2 separate regions of the Homo sapiens genome follow, and region 2 is linked to region 1. A link is a loop called in an ENCODE intact Hi-C map of the cell type or tissue named here. Cell type or tissue: psoas muscle. All regions are shown on one strand. Region 1 has its middle 4.3 kb from the start of MXD4. Region 2 overlaps ZFYVE28 (zinc finger FYVE-type containing 28).

Region 1 (2,500 bases):
GTGGCTCTGGGGAGGCCTGGGGCGAGAATGCAGGGAGGCTCAGAAGTGGTGGGCGTCCTTGCTGGGCCAGGGAGCCGGTCTGAGGCAGGGACTGTCCCCTCCTATCCTGCGGCCCAGACCCGGCCCCACCCCCCACCGCAGCCCTTGCTTATCTTCAGGAGTCCTGGTGTTGTCCCTAATGGCCACCAAGGCCCGCCCAACTCCACTGCCTCCTCGAAGCAGTGCAACTTGAGGTGTTGGGGTCTCCCCACCGTGGCCAGGCACCCTAAGTCTGGACAGAGACCCCAGCGCGGCCGACCCGGTAGCCAGGCCCTAGTCCTCAGGGTCCTACACCTGGGAGGAAGATCCAGAGAGGCCCTAGCTGGTACAGCAATGACCAAGGGCAGGACAGACCATGCCCCCAGTGTTCCTGGTTGGAGCCGGACGCCTGTACCACCAGGGCTAGGCGGGGAGCTGGCAGAACCCTGGGGAGGCAGCTTTATGGCATCTGTGCACTGATGCCTCCCTCCACCAGCACCCAGCCACTGCTCTTCCCACCCTCTGGACTCTGCAGTGGGAGCTCAGGGGAGGCAGGCAGGCCTCAAAGTGCCCGCCCACACTACCCCCATGCCCCAGAGTCCTGGAGGTGCTCCCAGGCCCCATAGACCCACCTCCTCCAGGAAGCCTTCCCAGATAGCAGCACCCCTACCATTCACGAGAGGAGGACCTGCTCTTCTACCCCAGGCCTCAGGGAAGAAAGGGGGTCCCGGAACAGCAGCAGGGCCAGGCAGGGCCTGTCCAGCTTCAGAGGTCCTGGCCCTCCGAATTTTAAAGGCCACCCCCAGACACCACAGCAAGTGCCTTGAATCTGCAGCCACGGCCTCTTTCATAAACTTGTTTTTCTCTTGTAAAAGTGTTTGAAAGGAAAATTTCCTCTTTTGCTTTTGGACATTTTGGGCCATAGGAAATTCATTTAACTTATAGTTGTCTGAGTTGTCTGGGGGTCTTCTGCATGCTGGGAAAACCTTTTAAAGTGAGAAAAAAAATCTACCCCACCAATTGTTCACAAATAGAATTATCTGATTTTAAATTTAAAAATAACGCTGACATTATGTTTGGTTATATAAACATTTAATTACATCTCCATGCATTTTGATTGTGCCGTCTTCTTTTCGTATTCTGGAGACAGTGTTTTCCTGAGTGTCAAACTTTTTGGAAGGCCCCCAAGAGGCCTGGCCTGGGGCCCGTGGCTGGCCAGCCGGGCAGCCAAAGCTCCACCCAGGTTCTCAGCGAGACTCTGCTACTGACCGGCTGAGACTGGGCAGGCCCTGTCTCTCCTAAGCCCTGTCTCTCTGTGGGCAGGGCCGAGGGGTTGGAGGCTCTTGCTGATTTGGAGCTGATGTTCACATTCCTGGCACTTCCTGGGCACCCCTTAGTGCCCAGCCCACTGCTGTGCAGGGCTTTGCATGCATCCTTCATGACACACCCCAACCACCCAAGAGGCAAGTACTGTCACCCCCGATTTTACAGCCCAGGAAACAGGCCCAGGGAAGCTGACAGGACTAGAATCCAGGGTGGCTTCAAGGAGAGGCACCATAGGGACTCCCCCTGGTGCCGGGACACAACCAGGCCTCTTGGTGCAGGGGAGCCAAGGCCTCGGGGGACTGGGTGCGTGCTGAGCTGGTCACAGCTCTCCAGCCCTGACCCGGGCCACCCCACTGACCTAGAACCTGCCACCCCTCAGGGCTGTGGAGATGGGGACTGTGCTGCAGGATTCTGACGGAGTGGAGGCAGGGCAGCCTCCCGCCCTGAATGCTGGTGCAGGGGACCTGGGGGCTGCTGGCAGCCCACCCAGTGACAGGAGGCCCAAGGTGGGAGGGGCAGGGTGTCAGTGGCCAAGTTTGGGGATCAGGGCCTGGTCAGCCTGGAAGTGTGGGAAAGAGGCTCTGCAGCTGCCGGGGCCTCACCAACCTTCCCTCCCTGGGTGTGTGAGGGGTGCTCCCTGAGGCTCTGCCGAGACTCAGATACCCCGAGAAGTCATGTGTGTGTGGTGGCCATGAGGAGTTTGTGGATCCTGAGTCCAGTGAAAGGAAGTTGGGGCCCAGTGGGCGCAGGAAGGCCAGGAAGCTGTCTTCTGGAGGTCTCTTTGGGGCTGGCCTTAGATACTCTCACAGATCCTGCGGGTGGGGAGTCAGCCCAGTAGCCTTTCCCAAGCCAAACCAGGAATCCTTTATTCCTATTCCGTCCTCCATATGTCCCAAGAGGCAGCACTGCCAGCCCCGTTCACAGCCAGGGAAGCTGAGGCTGTGGCAGATGGGGCAAGATAACTCAGGAAATCCAGGCAGCGGAAGACAAGCCTGCCGTGGCCTTCCACCCAAAACCGGGGAAGCCCTTCTGCATGCAGGCCCTGTCCCTTCCCTGGGAGCCCCTGCCTGGGGTGGGCTGGGGAGGGCCGTCGTGAGGGAAAGGAGACAGAGGGCGAACAACCCAAGGAGAATGTAAGGCTGGGTGGGGCTCAGAG
Region 2 (2,500 bases), 140 kb before region 1:
AGTGGCAGTGACAAGGTCCCACTAGTCCTTTGCCCATCTCAGATCCCTCTGCAGACCCGACGCTGGGGTACAGGCTTTTTCCCCTCCTGGGCTGTAGCCCTGGAAGTGTGGGGGCATCTGTGAGGAGCTGGGGCTCAGGGCAGCCCTGGTAGCTGAGGAGAAGGCAGCTGGGGCCACACAGGCTTGGGCCACAGCCCAGAGGGGTCATCAGGCGGCCACGGGGAAAGGACCTGTATTGTTCTGTGTGCCCTGCATTGTCAGAGAGGTCAGCATTGCACTTTGACTTTCCTCAAACACGGATAATGGCACGCCAGCCTCATGGAGACTCCCAAATGGGGATCCTGTTTCTGAGGGTGCTGGATGGGTGGTAGGCACGTCCTGTGAAGACCATGCTGGTGTTAGCTGACCGGGTCCTGAGCTAGGAGGAGGGGCCTTGGTGGAGGGGGCAGGCTTGGCCCTGCAGGGATGGGTCAGTGCTGCCCTGGTTTTCATGCAGTGAGAGGCTGACTGAGAGCAGAGTGAGCTTAAATTCCAGCACTGGTGTATCATTAGATGTGGGTGGGTAAATAGAGCACAAACGCACCTAAGCTTATTAGTCTGGTACAGCTGCTACGGTTTTTAATATTCCCTTCTAAGCCTTTTTCTTGGCATCTGTGTGAGTGTTGTTGTGCGACTGTCTACCGCGTTCCCTGCCCGCTCTCTGCTGTGTGGCTTCCGTGTTGTCTTCTGCCGGCCACTTCCCCGGGCTTTGTGGATCCGACTATGAAACAGTGATGCTGGCGCTGTCTTCCTCACATGCAGTCCTGGCTTGAGGATGTTCTGCTAGTTTTTGCCGCTGTTGCCTGCTCTGCTTAATACAGCTCTTGCTGACCCATCAGGACTTCTGGGGACCATAGCCAAGCAGAGGCTGCAGGACATGGCCTTCCAGCACCTTCTGCTCCTGCAGCGGGCGGGGCGGGAGATGGTGTCTGATGGCGGGGGCGGTGCCGGCTTGCCTGGCCGACTTACTGATCCAAGCCCTGGAGCAGCTGACCTTGGGAGGAGTTGGGGAGGAGGGGCCCCGCCCACCCAGCAGGGCTGTCTCCAGGTTGAAACGAGCTCCCAGCTGCAGCGCTGTCTGTGCGGTGCCTGGTGCCATGAGGGGAGCGGTGGCAGCAGAGCTCCATGCTCACTGGGGACCCAGCTGAGCAAGTCCCTCCTCCAGCGCCAGGGAGAGGATTTTAAAAGCTGCTACCACTGTCCCTCCACAGCCGGCAGGACCGGGATTTCTTCCTCTGTGTCTCTTGACAGCAGAGACTGCAGCATGACAAAGCCTCAGGGTCGTCGTGAGCTGCCCGACCCAAATCCCTCAGGCTGGCCACCACCACGCACACGGGGCTTCAGGGAGCGCTGGGAGGGCCAAGTGAACTGGTTTTGTTTGAAAGGTCTTTCTCATGAGAGGCTCGAGGAGAGGACGCAGCCCAGGTCTTGGGCCGGGACCCCCGCTACCACTGGGACCCCCGAGGGTTTTGCTGCTGATGGATGAAGAGGCTCCTGTGGAACTGTGGCCTCTGCTCTGCACCTGAGCCCCGGGGGTCATAGAGGTTCTTGGGGTGGACTGCGGTGCGGGGCGGCGAGGGGACCGCAAGGAGGCACTCCTTTTGGCTCCTGGCAACTCTGACCAAAAAGGCAGGCCCATGGAAAAGGCAGTTTTATCCTCTGAAAAACCTCTCTGTAGACACTCTCTTCCTTGGCTCAGAACTCACAGAGCCAGAAGGAGGAGGGGGAGGGCCTGGGGTGGGGCAGGTAGCACCGTCTGGTGTCAGAGTGAAAGCACCCTGTGGTTAGGACAGCTTCTGAGTGCTGCCCGGCCGGGAGGGTGTGTCCCTGCGACCCGGGCCCTGGGCCACCTACTGCACAGGCTGTGAGGGTGGGATGTGGGCACCGGGACTCCTGCCCTAGCCCCAGCCGCCTGTGTGAGATGGAGGTGGCAGTGCTTCCCTGCCCCTGTAACTGGGGCACCCCTGGGGTGGCTCTGCACAGGATGAATCGGCACCTCCCCCTTGGGCCATGTGTCGTTGCGTGTGAGCTGTGACCACTGCAAGGTGGCAGGGCCCTGCAGTGTCAGTGCCTCCACTGGCCATCCCCTTCGGGGCCCCCCTTAGTTCCATGGAGCAAATGTTTCCCCTGGGAACTGGGGAGAGGCTCGTGACGGCCCACCTGCCCAGCCTTCCTCCCTAGGTACCAGTTTCCATCCCCCACTGTGCTCACCTGGGGACATTCTCAGGGTGTGTGTGACGTCTGCCACCTCCAGTCCTTGTGGACAAAGAGAGTATAAGTCAACCACAGTCAATAGCTGAATCCTGTTGGTCTAGAATTTTTCACCCTGTGTGATGGTTAATACTGCCAACCTGATTGGATTGGAGGATACAAAGTATTGATCCTGGGTGTGTCTGTGTGCGTGCTGCCAAAGGATGTTAACATTTGAGTTAGTGGGCTGGGAAAGGCAGGCCCACCCTTA

Evidence for each region. A loop is a pair of places that touch in the nucleus more often than their neighbours do. Peaks named below come from ENCODE experiments on the same cell type or tissue, not always from the same donor. Only the 100,000 strongest peaks of a DNase experiment are listed, where the experiment ranks them.
Region 2: a loop joins it to region 1, with 2.4 times the contacts of the local background. A loop is called at or near these places in 67 of 110 quality-filtered maps.

The regions. Positions count from the first base shown.
Region 1 is chr4:2,265,159-2,267,658 of GRCh38, reverse strand. No RefSeq gene overlaps it. Among named protein-coding and RNA genes, the nearest start is that of MXD4, 4.3 kb to the right of the region's middle. RefSeq lists a cis regulatory region at 1-789. In psoas muscle, no CTCF peak of the experiment used is centred here; DNase peaks (open chromatin) are centred at 288, 1,238 and 1,768; H3K4me3 peaks cover 1,137 bases; H3K27ac peaks cover 2,146 bases.
Region 2 is chr4:2,400,816-2,403,315 of GRCh38, reverse strand. The region is part of intron 1 of ZFYVE28 (zinc finger FYVE-type containing 28); the gene reads left to right. Among named protein-coding and RNA genes, the nearest start is that of ZFYVE28, 17 kb to the left of the region's middle. RefSeq lists enhancers at 1,099-1,770, 1,891-1,950. In psoas muscle, no CTCF peak of the experiment used is centred here; a DNase peak (open chromatin) is centred at 1,105; H3K4me3 peaks cover 1,501 bases; H3K27ac peaks cover 1,667 bases.